Regions from separate parts of the Mus musculus genome. Here regions 2 and 3 are each linked to region 1. The links are chromatin loops, found by intact Hi-C in ENCODE. Cell type or tissue: left cerebral cortex. All regions are shown on one strand.

What was found. Hi-C counts contacts between places; a loop is a spot of excess contacts. Peaks named below come from ENCODE experiments on the same cell type or tissue, not always from the same donor. Only the 100,000 strongest peaks of a DNase experiment are listed, where the experiment ranks them.
Region 2: a loop joins it to region 1, with 8 times the contacts of the local background. A loop is called at or near these places in 29 of 42 quality-filtered maps.
Region 3: a loop joins it to region 1, with 4 times the contacts of the local background. A loop is called at or near these places in 3 of 42 quality-filtered maps.

The regions. Positions count from the first base shown.
Region 1 is chr19:36,107,779-36,115,778 of GRCm38, forward strand. Ankrd1 (ankyrin repeat domain 1 (cardiac muscle)) reads right to left here. Exons shown (of 9, transcript NM_013468.3): 6 at 7,695-7,793; 7 at 7,421-7,519; 8 at 7,199-7,297; 9 at 4,187-5,039. The coding sequence ends at 4,929. Among named protein-coding and RNA genes, the nearest start is that of Ankrd1, 8.1 kb to the right of the region's middle. In left cerebral cortex, a CTCF peak has its summit at 3,538; DNase peaks (open chromatin) are centred at 3,545 and 4,424; H3K4me3 peaks cover 788 bases; H3K27ac peaks cover 496 bases.
Region 2 is chr19:36,436,298-36,444,297 of GRCm38, forward strand. It overlaps Pcgf5 (polycomb group ring finger 5), which reads left to right. Exons shown (of 10, transcript NM_001368691.1): 4 at 858-913; 5 at 1,006-1,065; 6 at 3,702-3,850; 7 at 6,547-6,645. Among named protein-coding and RNA genes, the nearest start is that of Pcgf5, 31 kb to the left of the region's middle. In left cerebral cortex, a CTCF peak has its summit at 4,026 (motif pointing left); a DNase peak (open chromatin) is centred at 4,008.
Region 3 is chr19:36,918,794-36,926,793 of GRCm38, forward strand. It overlaps Fgfbp3 (fibroblast growth factor binding protein 3), which reads right to left and starts at 806. Exons shown (of 2, transcript NM_028263.1): 1 at 779-806; 2 at 1-484. The coding sequence starts at 423. Btaf1 (B-TFIID TATA-box binding protein associated factor 1) reads left to right here and starts at 7,286. Exons shown (of 38, transcript NM_001080706.1): 1 at 7,286-7,608. The coding sequence starts at 7,595. In left cerebral cortex, CTCF peaks have their summits at 357, 3,415 (motif pointing left), 7,211 and 7,444; DNase peaks (open chromatin) are centred at 344, 781, 3,421, 7,291 and 1 more place; H3K4me3 peaks cover 2,657 bases; H3K27ac peaks cover 2,403 bases.

The DNA of each region.
Region 1 (8,000 bases):
TTTGAGTTTATGGCCAGCCTTGGCTACACAGTGAGATCCTCCCTGTTTTAGGAAAAAGAATAAAAAGAACTGGCTGGGTAGAAAGAGTGCACCTATATGGATATTCACTCCTACAGTGTGTAAGATGATGGGAAGATTAACTTAAACACTCAACAAAAATTAGTTAAATGATCCATGCACATTGAAACAAAATAGTAGGGTTAATTAAGACATCTGAAGTAAGTTGTTAATAAAGGAAAATTAAAAGGAAAGAACATGATTATTCTCAGGTTGGTGAAAGAGAAAGTTTATTATAAATATGTGGGAGAGCATAGTCAGAGGCAGGGACTCTGGGAGAGTCCAGAGTGGACCTGGCCCTGAGCCGTGTGAGGAGAGGAGGGAGGAGAAGAGAGAGGGGAGAGGAGGTGACCAGGTGCAGCAGCCAAAGGCCCAAAGAAAGCAGATGAAAGAAGCAGGTTTTTAAAAAGATGGTTGGAAGCAGAGCACTGACTATCACAAATGCCCCTCTGACTTGTGCTGTGGCACTTACACGCACACATGTAACCAACCAGTGTTGGAAGAAGATGGATTCCTGATCCACGTCTGGAGGCACAGCCCTAGAGTCCAGCTATTCAGGAGACCAAGGTAAGAAAGCCACAAATTCAAGGATTGCCTAAACTCAGAAAGAGTTCAAAGCCATCCAGGTCAATTTAGGGAGATCCTGATACAAGAAAGCAACAATAGAGAACAGAACAGGGCATGGGAGCACTGTGGGGCTGCGGGGTGCTGTACCGATCAGGTTTGGGCACTCGCCTGTGTCCTAGAGGCTTTGCCTTTAATCCCCAGAACTGAAAAAGAATAGCAGCAGCCAAAGCTTAAAGATATCTTAAGACAAGGGGTTTGCATGTGATCCCGAGAGAAATGGGACGACGACGACATTGAAGGATTTGAAAGAGACTGGCTGGGTCAGATTTGCATTTTAGGAAACTTCTGGCCACAACTAAAAACAGAGAAGTGGGACTGGAGAGGGTCTCAGAACTTAAGAGCACTTGCGTCACCTCCAGAAGACCTGAGTTCAGTTCCCAGCACCCAGGCTGGGTGGCTCAAACCACTTGTAACTATAGTTCTAGGGGCTCCTACACCTTCTTCTGGCCTCTGGGCTTCTGAATACACATGGTTTCTCTCTCTCTCTCTCTCTCTCTCTCTCTCTCTCTCTCTCTCTCTCTCTCTCTCTCACACACACACACACACACACACACACACAGATAGACATGTTTTTTTTTGTTTTTCAAAGAAGGATGTTTGAGTAATCCTGATGTTTCAGGCTTTGCCTAGGTTGGAGGGCACAGATTACAGAGCGGACTAGAAGTCAGCGTGTTTGATAAAACTTGGTCACGATCAAAAGCTCTGAGTGGAAATAAAGTCAAGAATAACTTCCAGAACTCTCCATTGTAAAATATGTCCTTCTGTGACAAAGAGAACACAAGAAAAAAAAAAAAGACCATAAGTGTTGCGAAACTGTCGTGAATCGGGATTAATGACAGAGGCAAAAAGGAAATCCTGGAACTCAAAGGAAAGGTTAAAACAGTTTATTTATTCATAAGTATGCACACGCGCACGCACACACACACACACACACACACACACACACTTCACTAACCACCGATCTGGCTGATGTCGTAGCCTGGCTGGATGGCAGCGAGCGTCAGGTAAGCTCGCGATGTCTCTTGCTGCTTTTCGGGTTCCCACTTGAGCTGGACCCACCCGATGCGGGCGAGTTCTCCTTTGGCACTGGGCGTCCACTTGCATTCATCTCTCAGCACGACGTCTCCATTGGATTGAGTGAGTCGCCACCAGACCAGGGATTTTTTTAACAAATTTCAGCCAATCATAACTAAGGCGTTTACACATTACCTCCCTTACCTTATCTCATTCACGACCCCCCCCCCCTACACACACACAAAATGGAATGGTTTCCATGGTTACATGGCTGCGGCTCGGAAGCTGGTGCACCGGTGGGTAGCTTTGCCTCCCTGGTCCCGCGTTCCTTACAATAAGCAACGAGTTGGTTCAGGGGGAGACAGGGGCTTCTGAGACCTATCGGTGTGGAAGAAATGGAATTTTCCCCTTAGATATTTCTCTTTTCCACTCACAAAGATAGAGCCATAGTCAGAGCCAGTCTGTCTACCTGCTATCATTCTACAGGTCTCCTGTGCCCTCTACTTCTTTATTAGTACAAAGGTTTAAACGTGACAGTGCAAAGCTTATTTTTAAGTCTTTTCTCCTTTTAACCCCCAAGCTCTTTGGGGCAAAGAGGCTCAAATAAGACACTTTGGTCAGATACTATTATGTCCACGTTATACCAGGCAGATATGGACATGAGCAAGAGAAACAGTCTGTATTGGAAACATTTACTGGATGCCCAGACCTTAAATGTGCAACCGCAGATCTCAACCTGTGGGTCATGACTCCTTGGGGTGGAATAACTCTTTCTCAGAGGTCGACTGCACTATAGGAAAATACAGAGGTTTACTTTATGATTCATAACAGCAAAATTACAGTTATGAAGTAGCAATGAAATAATTTTATGGTTGGCAGTCACCACAGCGTGAGGAACTGTATTGAAGGGTCGCAGCACTAGGAAGATTGAGAACCGCTGACTTAGACCTCTGTCCAGGTGGCCAGGGAGGGATGACAGAGAGAGAAAGAACTGATAGAATGAATCTGCCATTCGGTTCTTCATATGAGAGGGGGACAGAAAGAAAGGGCCCCCCCCCCAAAAAAAACATTTCTGGCCGTCAGCCCAACCCACGTGTGTCTGTTACTGTGTGGTTGAACAATGTCTTGGCTACAGACCGTGCCTGTACTCTCCCACAGTGATGGAGGCACGTATAAAAAGGAGGTTCGTGAACACAGTCCTACTTGGTGTGAGTTTCAGGAGAGCACAGGGCTGGAGTTTGACCTGTGTCTTCCACAGACTGTGTGCCAAGTTCCAAACATTCCCCACACCCTTGAGCTTGTCGAAGCTCTGCTGCTGCCTACAGAAATGTAGGCTGGAATAACCCTTGTTCTTTTTGGTTTTTTGGTTTTTTTTGGTTTTTTGGTTTCTTGGGGTTTTTTGGTGTTTTTGTTTTTGTTTTTGTTTTTGTTTCGGACTGTCCCTCAATCTTACCACCTCCAAAAAGAAAAAATCATAACTGCCCCATCTCCATCATTTATAGACCTCCACATCTTAGACGCTCAAAGAGAGCATTCCACCGTTCCCTTCACTGGGCTTGTATGTTTATTTCCTACTTATTTCTTTATACTTGTCTGCTCCAGGAGCTCAGAGACAATCTTTTTCTCACCTCCGCTCAACATTTGGCAACAAACCTTTTCCTGCTGGAGGTCAAAAGCCATTGACCCAGAATGTTCTCTCAGGGGGGGCAGGAGGGGAGCCTTTGATCCTGTCAGCGCCTGTCCACAATACAGTGATTGATAGGCCCCTAATTAGCGAGTCAAGAAGCCCAGATGAAAACTTAAGAATTGCTTCTTTAACCTGCAGTAATCATTCTTCCCACCAGGGGTCTCTTTTTCCACATTATTGGAGCAAAACAACAACTGGTTTTTGTTTGTTTGTTTGTTTGTTTTGGGGGGTTGTATCATAATTCAGTGGCAGGAGCTGGTCAGAAATGCAGATTCACTAGTCCCCCCCACACACACCTGACACCAGTTGAGGGCAATTCTTCAGTTTATCAAGATCCCTGGGTAATCTATCACTCCATAAGTACCAAGACTGGTTTCTACAAGGTATTTCTTCCCACCCTCCTCCTCCTCCTGGTCCTCCTCTTCCTCTTCCTCCTCCATTTCTTATTAATTTTTTATTAATTTTTTTTAGAGTTGTTTTACTCTGATGTGCATGAGTGTTTTTGCTGCACACATGTATGTGCACCACACGCATGCCTGGTACCTATGAAGTCAGAAGAGAGCATCAGGTCTGCCACCCTCTTTACAAATTGCTGCGAGTCCTCCTGTGCTCCTGGGAACTGAATTCGGACCCTTGGTGCTCCTAATCACTGAGTCATCTTTCCATCCCCCGAGATTTCTAATCTGAAAAAGCAAGAAAACACTGACAAATGAGCCCCTCCCTAGATGGCCCCTTTTACATGAGAAATCCCTACCACTGATCTGACAAAAACAAAAAACAAAAAAACCTTAGAACACGGCCGAGAATTAGTTTGCATTTATTATAAATATAAAATATACATACAACACAATATACATTTATACATTTACAGCGCGTGTCCTTTTGATTTCTTCTTTCATCGAACTCAGTTTTCCTTGGCCCCATTGCCTACTCCCTCCATCTCCCTACATGCGGCACTCCTGACGTTGCCTTCACCTTGGGACATCGACATCATGTGATCTGGTAAACAACCAAACCGAACCAAATCTGTGGGTGGGTGGCGAGCCTCCGCGCCAGTCCTGCGGAACTGCTTCCGTTCCCGTCTGCGTTACTGCGTGCCTTCTGTTGCTTCATTCAGATATCAGCAGTGAGAATTCAGAGAAGGGCTGCGGGGATCAACCCTTGCCTTTTAAAAAGTACCTTGAATAGCTTTATGCAAGTGAGAACACAAAGGGGTGCAATTAGACACCATTCACCCACACGGTTTAAGAGCTATGGGAAGACTCTGAATGTACATACAGATGAAGTCTTGCTCCCCCAAAATGATGTTCATGAAAGCCTGAATACTGGTGCTATGAAATAAATAAATAGGTAGGAATAAATAAAAGTGGTGAACATCACTAGAGGATATTTTAACACCTACAACCCAGTGCTTTCTTGAAGCTTCTTTGAGCATCTCTCCCTATTTGGCTGGCAAACAAAAGCTGGATTTTATTGCTAGTTGCTCTTCTGTTGGGAAATGCTTTAAAAATGCCTGCGAACAGCTCCTGTTGAGTCTCTTTTCTCAGAATGTAGCTATGCGAGAGTTCTTGTAGGCATTCTCCTTGAGGCTGTCGAATATTGCTTTGGTTCCACTCTGCCAGTGCAACACCAGATCCATGGGGGTCTTCCCAGCCTACACAGAAGAAAGGGAAATTTGACTTCCGGGTGACTGTCAGTTTGCACTCTCTGCACCTATGCTAATGAGGTATATTATCAGAGTATATGGGTTTTATATGAGTGATCTACATACCGTTTATTCAAACTATCCTGTCCCTGTTTTTTCATGATACTTTTATTGGCTTTCCCATCTACCATCCACAGAACTATCAGTGGTGCTGTCAAAAAAAAAAAAAAAAATTCCCTGGTCCCTACAATAACGTAACACCTCAAGTCATGGTGAGGTTCAAAAATGTCTCCAGACACCCCTCCCCTCCAGAATGCACCAGAGACCTGGGAGGGGAGAGACTCCCAGGACTCATAGGGAGGGACCTTAGATGAAATGCCCAATAGTAGGGAGAGGGAACTTATAGAGCCCACCTCCAGCAGGAAGACAGGACATCAAGTGAGAGATGGAGTTGCCATCCCACAGTCACATCTCTGACCCATAAGTTTTTCTGTCTGAAAGAATTACAGGGGTGGAATGGAGAGGAGCCTGAGGAAAAGAAGGTCCAGTGACAGGCACAAAGTGGGATCCAGCTCAAGGGGAGGTCCCAAGGCCTGACACTATTACTGAGGCTATGGAATGCTCACAAAAAGGGATCTATCATAACTGCCCTCTGAAAGACCCAACAAGCAGCTGAAAGAGTCAGATGCAGTTATTTGTACCCAACCAATGGACAGAAGCAGCTGACCCCTGTTGTTGAATTAGGGAAGACTGAAAGAAGCTGAAGAGAAGGGTGATCCTCCAGGAGGACCAACAGTCTCAATTAATCTGAACCCTTGAGATCTTTCTAACACTGGACCACCAAACAGACAGCATACAGCACCTGATAAGAGGACCCCAACACACATACAGTAGAGGACTTCCAGGACTGTGTTCATTCAGAGATGATGCACCTAACCCTCAAGAGACTGGAGGCCCCAGGGAGTTTAGAGGTCAGGTGGGGTGGGGGTAGGGGCATCCATGTGGAGATGCGGTGGGGTAGGGAGGAGGTGTGGGATGTGGAGAAGTCGGAGGGTGGATGGGGAGGGGTGGAGAATGGAATATGGGGTGTAAAAAAATGAATTGCAAATAAAATTAAATTAAAAAGAAAGGAAGGAAGAAGGAAGGGAGGGAGGAAGGGAAGAAGGAAGGAAGGAAGGAAGGAAGGAAGGAAGGAAGGAAGGAAGAGAGGGAGGAAGGGAGGGAGGGAGGGAGGGAGGGAAGGAGGGAGGGAAGGAGGGAGGGAGGGAGGGAGGGAGAAAGGAAGGAGCGAGCCCTTATCTTTTGCAGCTATGGTAGATGATATTTATCTGGGAATTGGAGCCAAGAGGGAAAATTGCTTACATTTCCTGCATAAAGATGAGGTTTAATTAGCACATTGGGACTTAAAATAATGTAGGAAATTATTTTGAGACTCATGCATATAAGTCAAAGTGGAAAATGAATGGTAGTTATTTTAAAAAAAAAAATCAGAAAGTGCAAGGTGACTCCCAGAAGGAATGGCAACATTTTACATTCTTGTGAGCAAAGGACTATTTGGAATTCTCCAGATTTGATAATGATTAATTTCAGTTCTGGGTAGTTGGGAGCTATTTGGGGAAAGGTTAGTGTATATATTCCTACCTGCTCTGGGGTCTCTTCAGCCAGGAATGACCAAGGCAGGTTAGAATTATCCAATGTGGGATCTTTTTTTAAAGATTTATTTATGTATTTTATGTATATAACTGCTATGCCTGCACACCAGAAGAGAACATCAGATCCCATTATAAATGTTTGTGAGACAGCATCTGGTTGCTAGGAATAGAATTCAGGTTCTCTGGAAGAGCAACCTGTGCTCTTAACCTCTGAGCCATCTCTCCAGTCTCACAATGTGTATTTTAAAGGTCAACAATTTTGACCATCCTTCATTCAAGATCAACCTTTCAAAGAACTGTTAGGCTCCAAGGTCAGATCAAAATCTCTAGTCTTCCCCATGTTTGACCCTGTGACCTGAATTCATGCCAAGTCTTACGCTATTCTTATGCAAATAGAGACATTTGAACCCTCAGTGTATCTCAAAAGTTATTACCATGGACATAATACTTTCAGATATTTGAGGAATTCTGGAAACTCAAAAGCAGAACAGTTGTGCCCTTGATTTGACTACTTACACAGTTCTTGACCTTGAGGTCCGCACCGAAGGTCATCAAGAGTCGAATCATCTTATAGCGGTTCAGCCTCACAGCATCATGCAGTGGGGTGTCTCCTTCCTTGAAGAAGGATAAGCTGGTATAAGACATGGGAAGCCAGGAAGTGAGTCCCGCCAGAATACCCCAGCTTGTCTGGGTGATTTCAAAGAAGCTGACGCTGGCACAGACTTGTCAACTACTCACTCTGTCCTTGGCATTGAGATCAGCCTCGCAGGCGATGAGGTGCTCAGCGCACTCGTAATGACCAGTCCTCACCGCCACATGCAGCGCTGTGCTGAGAAGCTTAAAAAATCAGAAAATGGTGGAAGGAGTGAGAACAGACACTGTCCGAGACCTCAAGGCATGTGCAAAGTGGGTGTGTGGCTGAGGTGTTCACAGAATAAGGACTAGCAGAGGACCTCCGTGGACGGATAGGACTCTCAAGGAAACAGAAGCCTACGGAAGGACTGGGAAATACCTTGTCTCTGGCACTGATTTTGGCTCCTTTGTTCAGCAACAGTTTCAGGACATCTGCGTTTCCTCCACGACATGCCCAGTGGATGGCTGTGGATTCAAGCTATTTGGGAAAGGAAAAACACAAGCAAGGTAGTGTGATGGAGAATCTTGTCCGGGGTGAGGGGTGGGTCTTTTGTTTTAAACACCTGAGAAAATATGGGAAACTGAGTGTTCCTGGTCTTGAGGGTCACCTCTGAGATTCCCACTAAACATCTCAGCTAAAGAGTGTCTGAATGGCTGTACTTGTGTATGTCCTTAGAAAACTGTT
Region 2 (8,000 bases), 330 kb after region 1:
TGAATTCCTCAGAGAAGGAAATGGGGAGCATTTGATTTTAGAAAAGATGATAAATTCTTGTCGGGATTTGAAGAGTGAGAATGTTAGCTGTTGCTGCATGACAAAGCACACCTAAATTAATGCTTCCTGGCAGGCAGGTATCCCTCGCTCTTCACCTTTGGAGTGGGTTAATGAGCAGTCTGCCCGCAGTTAGCTCTGCTCACTCCTGCAACTTGAATTGCCTGCGGTGTCCGCCATGTGTTGGGATGGACTGGCCCTGGAGTGATGTAGGCCCTCCTGCTGCTCTCCATGGAGCACAGAAGGAAGTGCAGTGCCCCCTAAGGCTAGGTCCAAGCTCAGTATCATTTGTCCAACACTCTTTTTGGTCTAAGCAGTTTTCCAGGGTAGTTCTTATTCTTGGAATTGGGAGTTCTCCCAGATCTGGGATCTACTTTTTAAACAAGGGAAGGATGGCAAAGGCGCAGAGTGTACATCTACAGAAGGCTGGGAACTTTGGGACTATTTTTTCGCATTAGAATACCACCAGAGGCCGGGCTGTCGTGACGCACGCCTTTAATCCCAGCACTTGGGAGGCAGAGGCAGGCGGATTTCTGAGTTCAAGGCCAGCCTGGTCTACAAAGAGAGTTCCAGGACAGTCAGGACTATACAGAGAAACCCTGTCTCAGGGAAAAAAAAAAAGAATACCACCAGAGGAAGGCTTGTTGAAGTAAGTGTGCTTTGTTGGCAGGCAACAGTAGTGTAGTGAATACACTCAAATCGTCTGCCTGTGTTTCCTAATATGTGTAAGAAATCACAAACTGTTTGCATATTGGGTTTTGATATCATCATTGTTTATCCCCACTGCCTACCCTCTGCAGGCTGGATAACACGTTGGAGGAAATTATCTTTAAATTAGTGCCTGGACTACGAGAACGTGAGTTCCCTGGGTTCTACAGACTAGGGTTTTGTATTTCCATTAAAGAGTTCATGTTCCTATGGTTTTCATATTTTTTTCCTTCAAATTAGAAGAACTTCAGCGTGAGTTGGAATTTTGGAAGAAAAACAAACCTCAAGAAAATGGGCAAGGTAACTGTCTGACGGCTTCTCTCGTGTTCTGCTTTCTGTTATGTTGGTAGAGTAATGTCTTTCCACACTCAACGTTTTCCTGTGCAAGACTCATGCAGCCCTGCATGAGAGTTTATCTGAATCTATGCAGAACTGCATGACTCCTCTTGAAGGTAATTGGAAAGAGGACATTGGACTTTGGGGAGAAAAGGAAGGAGAAAACGGGATAGAAATACTAGCCATAGTTTCAAGACAGGAAAAGGTCTGAGGTAAGAAACAGGCTTCGTGTGCACCTCGATCCTGAGAGCATCTCAGTCTTACCTCACTTTACGCCACTTTAATAGGGACAAAGGTGGAGTGTGGCTGAGAACCAGGTCAGGATTTGTTGTGCTCTGACGCTCTGAAGGGAACACAGGTGGGAACAGTGGTTCAGGCTTAGGTCTTAGGTCTGTCAGCAAGTGTCTCTGTGTACTCATCAAGATGTTCCTGTCACCAGACTCAGTGTCCAAGTTTCTACTTGGAGACCCAGGTAATAATAATTTCAGCAGGGCTGGGAGGGAGATGGATGGACAGAGAGAGGGGGAAGAGGAGGAGGAGGAGAGAGAGCGAGAGAGCTGGAATGCATATTGGGTGAAATGCTTGCCTCAAAAGCACGAGGACCTGAGTTTAATCCCCAGAAGTCATGTACAAAGAGGCGTGGGCCAGCAAGATGCTCAGTGGGTACAAGTGTTTTGCACAGACTCTTTGGTCCCTCAGTCCCTGAAGATGACAAAAGAAAACTGACTTCAGAGATTTGTCTCTGACATCCACATGTGTATCTGCACACACGGTTTTTATGTAAGCACTGGGAAGGCAGAGAGAGGCCGGTCTCTGGGGTTTGCTGGTCAGCCAGCCCAGCCTAATAGTTGAGTTCCAGGCCAGTGAGAAACCCCACCTCAAAAATACAGGGTCAATAGCATTGAGGAAGAACATCCAAGATTGACTGACTCCTGGCCTCCATGAACACATGCACATCCATGCACACATTTACACACAGTAACAACAACAATTTCAGCAGAGTGGAACGTATTACTGGCCAGAGTATGTGTATGCATGTACATACAGAGTGGCTGTTATGTTAGCCACAAAAAGGATATCTAGCTATAAAGTAATATCATTCTTCATGTTTTTACACACAGACTTCATTCAGGATTCTAAAATCAAAGTGGCCTCTGTGCATATGTGAATTTAGTCTCTCAGTTCACATAGGAGTTTTTATGAGTTATAAAGTCTCATAAAATCAGTGCCATTTAAGATGGATACGGAATGGCTTCAATAGTTAGACTTAACTTGAAGAGGGGAAGGCTTTTCATTGATCTAGGTGTTTGGTTCATAAAAGACAGTATCTGTACATGGGTTCTATGTAAATGAGGATACATGAATTACCTAGCTGTGTATTTCATTTATCCCTCACCCTGCACTTGCCCTTTTATCTTTTCCTGGGCTCTAGCACCATAATGATGAGAATGGTAACTCTTTGTATTTGTGACAAGAAGCAGCCAGGAGGAGATGGAAAGGGAAGGAGAAAGGAAGTTGATTACTCTGTGACTGACAGTTCAGGGATGCTGTTATGACAGGGAAGGCATGGGAGCAAGAGCAGGAGGCTCCTGGTCACTTTGAATCCATTGTCACAAAGAAGAGACCAGGAAGTGGAGCTGGGGAGTAAAACCTCCAGACCCACTCCCAGTGACCCACTTCCTCCAGCGAGGCTCCACCTCGTAAAGGCTTCGTAACCTCCCAGACAGCACCGCCATTCAAGCACATGAGCCTATGGCGGGGGGTATCTCCTGTTCGGTCTTCATGCCTTTAATCGTGTTATTGTTACCTCAGACTAAGCACACTGCACGTCTAACGCGTTGTCCAAGCTATTCCATATACGTCAGTCGATACAGTTGTATTCATGTAACAGTATAAGTAAATGTTGTTATAGGAAATATATTCAAATTTTCTTAATGGAATTTTTAACATGTTAAGTGGCTATAAAGCGTGTTTTTACAATTATTTTTTCTGTAGTTGGTTTTATAAATAATTTCAAGTTTTGAGAACTTTTAGGATACCAACTTAGTTTTAATTTGAACACATCTTTTATTGAATTAGGAAGAATTTTGTATCCTATTTGCCTTCTAAAGTGTCTTAACCACTAATTGCACTTTTTTGTGTCCAAATATAGCTAATCTAGAATATTTCTTAATCCCGAATCTTACTCTGTATGTTACAAAGGTGAGAAGAAGGCTCTTTCTTTTCCCACATTTACACTAAACCCATGTACAGATACTGTCTTTTATAAACCAGACATGAAGCTCAGTGAAACTCACCCCAAATTAAAGACCAAATCCAATAATATTTTAAAAGGATAAAATAGGAAAAGTAAGATAAAATTCATAAACCAGGATATACAAAAAGTCTAGAAATATTACGCTGTTTTAAGTTTCTGATGGCCTCTGATGGATATTCTTTCCATTGTTGACTTTGTTGAAGGGTTTCAGAAAGTATTGATATTTTCAGTCAGTCTTCAGAGAGGTTATGAAATATTTTAGGTTGGTCATTGCTTTGGTGAGTGCCATATTATTGCTTGACTTTAAACTTTGAGTTACATGAGTCTTGCTTCAATTATACAGATGATATTTCGAAGGTTGACAAGTCTAAAGCAGATGAGGAAGGTGATGAAAACCAAGATGATAAGGACTATCATAGAAGTGACCCGCAAATTGCTATCTGTCTGGACTGTTTACGAAATAATGGGCAGTCAGGGGACAACGTAGTGAAGGTGAGTGGGCAGAATTCATTTCTTTTACCTTTGTTGTTGTTGTTGTTGTTAATGTAATGCAGTTGAATACCATTCTCTGAAATTCCAAATCTGGGAATAGCCAGTGTTGCTTTCCTGGTAGCTTGTCCTCCCAGCCCAGTTCTCCCAGACCAGTGCCACCATCTAGTGGCTAATTTTTATAATGCAGCAGCCAAAACTCAGACCGATGATTTAAGCTGTGTCTCCAACCATTTTATTATCTTTAAACTTATTATTTTTAGAGGTTAATTTTATTTTATATGTGTAGGTGGTTTACCTGCATGTATGTCTGTGTGTCATGCGTATGCGTGATGATGACAGTGGAAGCCAGCAGAGGGTGTGGGAACCCCTAGAAGGAAGCACAGGTGGCTGTGAGCTGCCCTGTGGGTGTCCGCTGGGAATTGAACCTGAGTCTCTGGAAGAGGGCTGGGGCTTTCACTGCTGAGGCGTCTCTCCAGGCCTAACCTCAATCATGTTGTGTAGTCTTCTGCTTTTAGTTAAAACTCTATAAGCCTCATGTCATGGCTAATATATTTTATTAAGAGAAGAGTAGGTTTTGAAGTAAAGCTGTGTTATCAAGTGTCTATGAGTGGATAAACTCCTTAGAGACTTCTATTATTGTCTACATAATCCTTGTTCTTCATCCTGTCTCCTAAACATTGCTCTGACTCTTAGATCTGAAAGCTCACTGCTGCCTCCGTGGTTTATTTTCCTTGGGGTTTGAATATCTAGCGTGTCCTGGTTTCTTAGTTGGCAGCAGCTTTCATATAAATATTTACTACTTTAGTTCTTAAGTAGTCTTTTGTCACTTTGTCCAAGCACTTATTAGTCATTGAGGGCATTGATTTTCTCTGTACTTTGTTTTATGCACAAGTTCATATTTATTTTTTGTTTCTAATTTTCTTCATCTATGCTAATCTATAGCTCTTTTGGGTTGAATTTCTTTGCTATTATATTACTAATAATGGTACTTTATATTGGGAAATTAAAAACAAATAATTTTAACTTAGATTTTCATTTAATCAGCATCTTTCAGCAATGAATATATTTGACTATAGTAAGCAAATGAATTCATTATGTGGTAGTTAATATAACTAGTAAGAAAAAGATCTGTCACTTGCAACACATGAGTAGTTGCTAGATGGGTTGTCGGAACAGGAATATGAAGTAACTGCTAACTGCTCGTGTGTAAAGGATTTCTTTGGAGGAAAAGAAAATTTTGGAATTAGATATTGTAATTGTTGAACAACTTTATAAAAACTACTAAATTGTTCATTTTAGACAGTGACTTTATGGTGTTGTATTTCAATTTAAGAAGTTAAAATCATGCTTGCAATTCCTCTGATTGGTAGAGATTAAAGCATAATACTAAACACAAAACTGAAGAATCATTGAGTTGTATCTATGCAGTATATCTTCTGATATGCAGATATACCAGAAATACTGATCCTTTCCAGATAGCTGAGCAAGGAGGGTTAGGCACAGATTCCCCGGCAGTCTCTTGTGAGCCCCTGGTGTGTATCACAGTGCTTCCATTTTCCATATGTCAGGAAAGAAAGAATGAGAAGCTCTGCTCCTACTTCCTCTCCACCATCCTGTCTTCTGCCCCCGACCGTCGTTGCCCTCTTTGTAGCTGGCTCTACAGTAGTTCTCAGGTGCACACAGCCAGGAAGCAGTGCAAGTTTCATTTGGTTCCATTATAAAATATTCCTGGAGAAAGTGCTCATTGTTTCTAAGTATTTACAAATCAACTTTTACATAATACAGATTGGAATTGTGTTAGATTTGTGTCAGTCTATTGAATTATGAATTCTAGAAACACTCTTTTGTCATGTCCTAAAAATGTTCCCTTAACTATTTTGACAACTCTGAATTATTAATAACTTGTGGGAGGCAGTACAGGTCACCTGGGGTGGGGGGCTTTGTTCAAGCTTAAAGAGTGAATCAGAAGCACTCTTCATGTAAAACAAGAGACACATCAAGGCATACAGAACTTAGTGATGTACAGTAATGTTCGGTAGCCTGTCCCTGGGGAGTGTTTTTCCTCAACCCAGAGCCCACACTGTATAGCTTGCAGGTACTAAGGCGGCTGTGGATGGAGCAGATGCAGTATCCAGAACTCTCCCAAGGCTAATGTCAAACTACTTCTGTCTCTGAAGTTATTTTTAGGTTCTCCATTATACTTAACAAGTGCCTCCTGCTTTCAGAAGTAACATCATTTAACAAAATATTTTGTGTCCTTTTACTTAAACTCTGCTTTCTTTATAGAAAAAAAAACATGTTAGAGAAAGACAGATTGCGTACTTGACAGGGTTTTGCTAATTCACACGCTAGAATGATATTCTTGAAGAATGTCATGTAAATAACAGGCTATAATTAGGAACATTTTGCTTAGGAGAATTGAACATTTTTGCTTTGCATTTAGAAAATACTCAATAGATAGTGAAAAGCATGCCTTTGGCTGTGGTTTAGTTTAGATGGTTGGGTTGGGTTTGGCTTAGTTGGTTTGGGGTGGTCTAATGAGACCGTCTCACTTTGCAACCCACGCAGAATCAAACTCAGATCCTGCCTCCTCCTTCTGAATGCTGGGATCACAAGAATATGCCTCCATACCAGAAGGGTTGAAGGTTTTAGCAAAAACAAGTGAAAGTCTTTAATTTGTCATTTGTTTCCTTTAGGGTCTCATGAAGAAATTTATTCGCTGTTCTACACGAGTTACTGTAGGAACTATTAAAAAGTTTCTAAGTTTAAAACTAAAACTTCCAAGTTCTTATGAGGTACGTAAAATCATATCTAATTGTGAATTTGATGATTCTGATCTATAGCAAAATTCTAGCAAAGGAAGTAAAGTAAGAATATATTCAAACTAATTTTTATAGAAAATGTTTATTTTCATGTTTAAAAATTAATTTTTGGAATGTAAAATTTATGTAACATTTTATAACAAGGTATCCCAAGTAAATCACATTGATGCCTTTGTAACTAAAGGATTTATTTAATTTTTTTTGTTGTTGGTTTTGGTTTTGGTTTTTCGAGACAGGGTTTCTCTGTGTAGCCCTGGCTGTCCTGGAACTCACTTTGTAGACCAGGCTGGCCGCGAACTCAGAAATCCACCTGCCTCTGCCTCCTGAGTGCTGGGATTAAAGGCGTGCGCCACCACACCCGGCATGGGTCTACAGTTTTTAAACAATTTTAGTTACAGGACTGGAGATCGGCTCATTGGTTAACAGCTCTAGCTGCTTTTCCAGGTGACCGGGGTTCAATTCCCAACACCCACATGGGAGCTCACAACTGACTAATTCAGCTCCAAGCAATTTGGCACCTTCACACAGGCAAAACACCAATGCTCGAAATATAAAAATCAATAAAGCATTTTAAAAATTCCAGATATACTTTTGTATTAGGAGAAAACTGAAAGTGTCAGAGCCCACTGTATTTGGTAAACTTACATAAAAGATAATTTCTAGATAGCATCTCTAGTGAAAAATAGACATTTTATACTGTATGGTTTCTTTGTTTTTTTCTTGCAAAAATACCATGCATAGTTTTACTTTAAAATCTGGTTTGCTAAGTTAATTTTCTTGTCTTCGGAAAGTTACCAGAGCTAAGAAAACAGTGCTCTGTCTTACTTCTGCCATGTACTATGGTCCTTTTAAACAATTCCTGTCTATCCCAAAGAACTTGTCCTTTGCTTTATTTATGAGAGGTAGATTGGTCTCCCATTATTCTGCTGCCCAGCGCATAGGAGTGTGATTTAGTGAAATGTCCGAAGTGTCCTTCCCAGCATTGCTCACTGGGACTGGGTGCTTACGTTGTGAATGACTGGATGCAGCCTGCCTGATTAGTAAACTGCACCTTACCAGCTCTGCGTATAACAGCTCTGTTATGGACTTGTTTTACAGGCAAAAGGAAAAAAGGGATGTCTACTTTTAATAATTAATAAAATAACTGAAAAATTTAAAGTTTATATATCACCATAAATTATTAAAATATCAATAGTTAATATATCTGATATAATTGGCACCATATTTTGTGTTAGACTTCAAGTTCAAAATTATAATCTATGTCTAGGTAGCTACAGATGTATTTAAAACTCATTTTCCCCTCCACCCTTGAAATAAAGTCTGAAACA
Region 3 (8,000 bases), 810 kb after region 1:
GCACAGGCGTGGCGGCAGCGGCGCGGGGTCCAGGCAGGGCCGTGGTCTCCTGCGCAGCGCGCCCAGCAGCCGTCTCCAGTAGTGCGCGCGCCGGGCGCCGGTGGCCGCGCAGCGCTCCGGATGCCCGCGGTAGGCGCAATGCAGACTCGCCCCGCCCGGGGTCTGGCAGCGCAAGGCCAGCTCTCCGCCAGTCGGCGTCCCCGGGGCGGGTACCAAGAGCTGCCAGCTGCACGCGTGCTGCTCTGGACTCACGAAGCGACCGGAGGAGCCGACCGTGGGTCGGGAGGCCCGGGTCACTTCCCTGCCTGCTGCCCCCTTGTCCCTCCCGGCAGCCGAGAGGAGGCAGCCTCCCAGCAGCAACAGCAGCGTCAGCGGGGAGAGCGACGCCCGCGGCCTCGGAGGACTCATGCCCGCGTTGGCCATGCCACTCTGGGATTCCTGGGACCTCAGCGCAGGCAACAGGAGGCAAGGAGCATCCTAGGATCTGCGAATGAAGGCTACGGATGAGTCCCGCTCAGCCCTCTCCCTGGACACAGGAACCTGCCAACTCTCCTGACCGGACTTTCCCGAAACCAGTGTTCTCAGTTAGCAGGGAGAAGCCCCTTTAAAGAGCTGTCTGTCCTAAGGGAACAACTTAATGTTTAAGGAATCGTTTTTTAACATTCACTAAAATAGAAAAATGAAGTTTAATGATCACGCAACCACACACCCTCCACCCGTCACCAAACTGTCTACAAAATTATTTCAGATTAATCGGATACATGTACTTTTAGCTTACCGAATTCTAGAAGAGGTGGAAGGGCCCTATTGGAGTAGAGCGAATGACTGCATAAGGGATTAGTCTGTTTTAAACGGCTGTGAATGAACCTGTTATCAATGGGACAGAAGGGGCCTCCCCCTTCATGCCCCTCCCAGACTTCTCTCAGTAGGTTTCGGCCACTGCTAACACACACAGAAGATACACCCGCGTGCAGAAGCACGCGGAAGTGATAGAAGCAGCCATGTGACATGAAATATAAAATGCTGTATTTTGCTCTCACCGCTGAAAATAAGACAAATGTTAACAAAACTTTCTTTCCTTTTGAAACTTGTACATATTTATCTGGTCTATATATAGTTAAGAAAGATGAAATGAAACAATAATATTCAGAACCAGATGCTATTTGCAGGTTTTTTTTTGTTTTGTTTTGGTTTTTTTCGTTTTGCATTGCATGTATTTCTTCTGTGTGTGTGTACCCCAGAGATCCAACTCAGTTTGTAGGGCCCGGTGGGGTGACAAGTGCCTTTGCCTACTGAGTCATCTCAAAGGCCCCACTATTTTCAGTCTTTCTATTTATCATGTCACTCAGTTCTGTATTTTCATCAGTACATCCAAGTAGGGACATTTTGGTTTTTAACTATTTGGGATATGATAGATTAGTTCTAAATATTTTTTCAGAACTCAAAGGTCCTAAAAGGAATGATTTGCTTTGTGGTAGAAAAGTAATACAAATTCAAGTGGTGTAATGTTTAAGTAGTAATCTGTTCTTTGTATGCCTCTGTAGGAGGATAGAATTTGGGTTGGGTTAATTTTGCTGTTGTTTGTTTGTTTGTTTTTGGTTTTTCGAGACAGGGTTTCTTTGTGTAGCCCTGGCTGTCCTGGAACTCACTTTGTAGATCAGGCTGGCCTCGAACTCAGAAATCCGCCTGCCTCTGCCTCCCGAGTGCTGGGATTAAAAGCAAGCGCCACCACCGCCACCCACCTGCAAATTTTTTTTGTTTTGTTTTTTTTTTAAGGTTTATTTATTATTATATATAAGTACACTGTAGCTGTCTTCAGATGTGCCAGAAGAGGGCATCAGGTCTCATTATGGGTGGTTGTGAGCCACCATGTGGTTGCTGGGATTTGAACTCAGAACCATCAGAAGAGAGTTCTTACTCGCTGAGCCATCTCGCCAGCCCAAGGTTTATATATATATATATATAACATTTATAAAATAAAAAGAGAATTTTACATTTGTTTATTGTTTACTTGGTGTGTGTGCTCAAATGCTACAGTATACGTGAGGAAGTCAGAAGACAAGTTTCAGGAGTCTACTATCTCCTCCCACCTTGCAAGTCTCAAGAATTGAAGGATTCAACTCAGGTGGTTAGGTTTAGCAGCAAGTCTCTAATTTGCTGAGCCATCTTAGAAGACTCCCTTTTTAAAAACAGGGTCTCTTGGATCTTGAGTTTATTGTGTATCTGACTGTGACCTTGTATTTTAAGCAAAGTTATTTTTAAGCTTTGGGATTTTATATTCATCTCACTTTTAGCTCCATAGTATGTGGTCTTTTTTTACTTTAAGAGTATATTGCCGGGGCTGGTGAGATGGCTCAGTGGGTAAGAGCACCCGACTGCTCTTCCGAAGGTCCAGAGTTCAAATCCCAGCAACCACATGGTGGCTCACAACCATCTGTAACGAGATATGATGCCCTCTTCTGGTGTGTCTGAAGACAGCTACAGTGTACTTACATATAATAAATAAATCTTTAAAAAAAAAAAAAAAAAAAAGAGTATATTGCCAAGAGGCTGGGGAGACCCATGTGAGGGCAGAGAGGAATGGCTTCACAAGGTTGTCCTGTGATCTCTGATCAGTGCATACAAGCCCCTCCATTATACACAAGTAATAATAAAGTGGTTTTGATTTGTTTTGTTACAGCTTTTATTTCTCTAGGGAACAGGAATGTTGCTCACTGGTAGAGGACTTGCTTAGTGTGTTCAAGGCCTTTCACCTCTCAGCACTTAATTTCCTTATCTAATTTTGGTATTAATTATACCATTTTGTTTTGTTTTTTTCATGTTTGAGACAGGGTTCTCTGGGTAATAGCCCTTGCTGTCCTGGAACTTGATTTGTAGACGAGGCTGGCCTCGAACTCACAGAGATATATCTGTCTCTGCCTCCAGAGTGCTGAGATTAAAGATATGCACCACATTGCCTGGCTATACCAGTTAAATTTTTAATAAAAACATATTGGTACCTATGACATTAAGGAACACTAATGATAAAAAAACAGGAACTCTTAACGAAAGTTTCATAATACATTTCACAGATGTATTTAAATTTCTCAGAAAGCCAGGCGGTGGTGGTGCACGCCTTTAATCTCAGTACTTAGGAGGCAGAGGCAGGTGGATTTCTGAGTTCGAGGCCAGCCTGGTCTACAAAGTGAGTTCCAGGACAGCCAAGGCTACACAGAGAAACCCTGTCTCAAAAACCAAATAAATAAATAAATAAATAAATAAATAAATAAATAAATAAATAAATAAATATTTCAGAAAAACATTCTCTCATGTAAAGTACCAAAAGTAGTTACAGATACACCTCCTTGCCCACCAAATGCTCTGATATTATCAAGGGCTGGAAGGCTCTTGATAGATTTTTCAGCTAAAGTCTGACATCTTGTGGCCTTATTCTCAATTACATTAAAATTATGAGCTAGATCCACAGATGTCACAAACATCAAGAAGAAAAGGGAAGGGCACACAGAAAAATCAGGATAACTTCAAAAGAGCCGGGCAGTGGTAGTGCATGACTTTAATTCCAGCACTTGGGAGGAAGAGGAAGGCGGATTTCTGAGTTCAAGGCCAGCCTGGTTTACAGAGTGAGTTCCAGGACAGCCAGGGCTACACAGAGAAACCCTGTCTCAAAAAACCAAATAAATAAAAAAGATAAGTTCAAAAGCATGGTAAACGAAGCAGAGCTGGAGTAGCCTGGTGGCTCATGCCTGTAATTCCAACACTAAAGGCTGAGGCAGGAGAAGCACACACTCAAGGCTAGACTGGGCAGCATAGTGAGGTTCAGGTCAGCCTGAGAAACAGCAAGACTGTATTAAAAACTAGTAAAGAAGTAAACCACAAAATAGCATAAGGTAACCTTTTATAGCTGGAGTGAAGAGTGCTTACTGTACTGCTCTAGCAGAGAAGCAGAACTGGGTTCCTAGCAGCAAAGCCACCTGAACTCCAGTTCTAGGGGCCCATCACTGTCACCCTCTTCTCTCCTTGGTGGAACCTGTACTCACATGTACATACTGCCACACATACACAGGACTAGAAATAAAATCTTTCCAAGGGAGGTCCAACCCCATCAGCCCTGGGCTGTGAATAACAACTCTTCCCTCCTCTGAGAGTACATTTCAAGTGTTCTGGGTTCCACTTGTCTGAGCCTGCTGCTGGGGGGGGGGGGTGGTTTGTGGAATTTTCTCTCGACATTCCTTTTTATTCTGTAGCTCTCCCAGACTATGCTCTTGAGTGTTTGAGTTTCACGTGTGAATACAGTGGCTTTATTACTCTCCTCCATTAATGTCCTCCTACCCTTTCAGTTTCCTTCCTGGCCCTGACTGACCTTCTTCTCTCTTCTCCCAAGTGCATTCTAGCTGCCTCTTAGGAAGAAAGAGGTTGTAGGCTTGGAGAAGGTGGGGCAGAGCCTTTGAGTCCACCTGGAGAACTGTCTCCAGTCCAGCGGTTCCCTCTAACTCACTGCTGTCCCTTCTAATATCTGATGGCAAGGCTGCAGGTACTGGGTCTGGCCAGGCCCATGTTCCTTAGCTCTGGGTAGCCAAATAGAGGGGCGTTCACACCCCTTACTAAGCACAAGCACCTTAGTCTTAACCCCTCCAACCACCATCACAGATCCCAAAGCACAATCTCTGGTAATCTGTCAAGCACTTGAGCCTGGCCAAGGTCCTGGCTTTGTAAGGGGGCAGCTCCCTCGCATTGAGAGGTCTTATAGGCAGGGACCATTGGTTCCAAGAACTTCAAGAGGTGGCTCTGGCTCAGGGACTGAGTGGAGCTGGTATCAAATCAGGGGAGTAAGGCAGAGTGTGTTTCTACAGCCACTATAAACTGGGGATATACATGGATCCTCAAGAAATGTATAGGTCTAGTAGTCAGTGCCATGCTTCTCAAAGTCAGCATGCCATAGAATTATAAATGTATTTCATTATAGAACACTGACCTAGAAGCTGGTGGGATCTGGTATCATAAGTGCTATAATGCACTAGATTTCTTTTCAATTCCATTATGTGTAACTTCAGACAACCATACTGTCAAAAATTGTGAACTAGTGTTATTTTCCCCACTCCACAGTTGAGGAATTAAGATACAGAAATTAAGTAACTCGTTCAAGGCTATGCTGTTAACAAAAGGAGTCATCAGAAATGGAGGTTTAGCTCAGAGTCGCACTGTGCCTAGCATGAGCCAGTCCCTGGACTCATCGGCTTAATGAGTAGGGTTGAGTGCTTATTCGGCAGTCATTTGGTTCAGTGCTGTGTGTTCCCATCTAGTCCCTACCAACTCCATCAGCACCATTATTTTCTTCACTTCCCAGATGTAGAAATGAAACTTAGTGATATTATAAAAGTTCTTTGGACACATAGTTGTTATGTGTTATGAGAAAGGACTTAAAAATGAGCCAGTTCAGCCAGGGTGGTGGTGGTGGTGGTGGCACACCACACTTTTAAATCCAGCACACACGAGGCAGAGGCAGGAGGTCAGGGCCAGGTTGGTCTACAGAGGGAGTGCCAGGACAGGCAGGGCTACACAGAGTAATTCTGTCTTTAAAAAACAAAAACCAAACCAACACAAAATGAAATCAAAGTCAGTAGTTAAGAGCACATGACTGGTCCAGAGTGCCTGAGTTCAATTCTCTCAGGAAGCTCCAACCACCTGTAACTTCAGCTCCAGGAATTTTAGATAGTCTCTGGCCCCCTGGCCTCTGTAGGCAGAAGCTACACACATACACATTTTTTAAAAATCTATTGCCTTTGGGGAAAAAAACCAAGTTGATAACAATAGGCCTTTCCTCTCTTCAAAGCTTTAGACTATATATATATGTATATATATATATATGTGTGTGTGTGTGTGTATACATACATATATATGTGTGTGTGTATATATGTGTATATATATATATATATATATACATATATATAGTTTTATTTATATGAGTACACTGTCCCTCTCCTCAGACACACCAGAAGAGAGCATCAGATCCCATTACAAATGGTTGTGAGCCACCATGTAGTTGCTGGGAATTGAACTCAGGACCTCTGGAAGAACAGCCAGCATTCTTAACTGTTGAGCCATCTCTCCAGCCCTGGACCTATATTTTTTGATACTAGGGAAAACATATAGAAAATGTAAACTAGATCATTTCTCTTGCTCAAAACACTCTTCTATACTTCGTATAGAACCCAAATCCTGGGCTTCTAGCCCCACCGTGGAAAAACATCACACTACTTTATAGCTTTGCCTTGTAATGTAAGGGGTAATGTTAGTCACCTGTGCAATACTTTAGCAAGTACTTAGTTCATCTTTTCCTATACAGATCTATTTTACAGTTCACCAAGTTCTTGTGAACTTTCCTGGGTTCATGACATCCCTCCCCACCTTCCACAACCTTTTACAGTGCTTCTCATCATACAGATGACAAGCAGACTCAAAGCCTGAGACATAACTTCTAAATAGGTAACAAGAAGCTAGTGGGCATGTTTTATAAGGAAGGGCGACAGGACAGGTGCTTTTGATGATTAATCTGTCAGTGGCCTATAAACTGGGCTTGCCGAAACTAGAGAAATACTAGTTTGACTACTGGCATTAAAAACAAATTCTAAGGCTATGGTAGTTTACAGAGGAGTGTTTGGCAGTGGAGGGACGGAAGGAGGAAAAGACGGGAAGAAGGGTGATAGGCCTAGGCAAAATCATTAGCAGTCCCTTCACCATTTATGCAGAACTTAATGGTAAATAATAGTAAACACACACTTGAGCCTCCTCCCACCCTCTTCCTCGCGGAACCACACTGCAAATTCTTGGCCCGGAGATTGCTTTGTAGCCCAGACTGACCCCCAATTTCACAATCTGCTGCCTCAGCCTCCCAGGTGCTAGGATTATAGGCCTGCACCACCCTAGCCAGCCCTCGGCAGTGTTTCCTTCTTGACTTCATCCCGCCCACAGCATCGCGACCTGGGCCGGAGTCTCCTTTCTCCAGTTTGTTCCTGTTTGGAAGCCGCCTAGCTGGGTAGTAGGGTCAGGATGGAGAGAGCACTTAGAGACCGAGGTTTGGAACTTTCGGAACTTTAGCTAGGTGATCTTTATCGCTCTCTGGAAGATCAAGACCTCTTTCCGTTTCTCCCATTAATCTTAAAGACTGGGAGCCGGGCTCCCGATCCACGCTGCCAACCCGCTCCCACTGCCGCGGGGCGCTGCTACATTCCGCTCGCCGGCAGGGAGTGGGGATGGGGGGGGGGGGAAAACGTGCCGGTGACGTCACTTCCGGCGTGCAGACGCTAAGTCCGGCGTGCCGGCGTCTGCGTCAGCAGAGAGCGGGGCTGGGGGCACCCGGTTTGAAGTGGTGCGGGTCAGAGCGGCGCCGCCTCCGCCCGTGTGTGGGACCCTGGTCGCTGCGGAGACGAGCTCCGGTGGCCGGCACATGCCGGAAGGCCCGTGCGGGCCGCTCCACGCCGCGCCGCCTGCCGCCCTGCGCCCGGCGGCCTGGGCCTGCGCCGCTCTGCTCGGGAAACGAACGCCGGAGCGGCGCGGCGTGTAGCTCCCTGAGAGTTCCGAACCGCCGGCGCCGGCCATGGCGGTCTCCAGGTGGGTGTCGCCGCCCGTCAGCTAACGGGGAGCGCGCGCGGGCGGGCGGGCGAGGCTGTCGGTCGGCTCCCGGCGCGACGGTGCGGGGCGTGAGCGCTGCTTCTCGTTCGCTCGCCCAGACTTCCGAGGCTTCCCTCGGCTGGCAGGCGCTTTGGGCTCGGGTTACCCGGAGAAGTCGGCTCACGAAGCGCTTTTTCTCCTGGTTAAATGTGACTCGGCGCGTTCGATCTGGCTTTTTTTTTTTTTTCTTTTTTCCTTTTTTCTTTTTTCTTCACCACGTTGCTCCTCTTTGGTTTCTCTTCCCTCTTTGAATTTCTAGGCGAGTTTCTTTTCTTTTTCTTTCGTAGTATCAAAGTCTGTTCCCAAACCACCATTTCACGGCAAAACTTGGT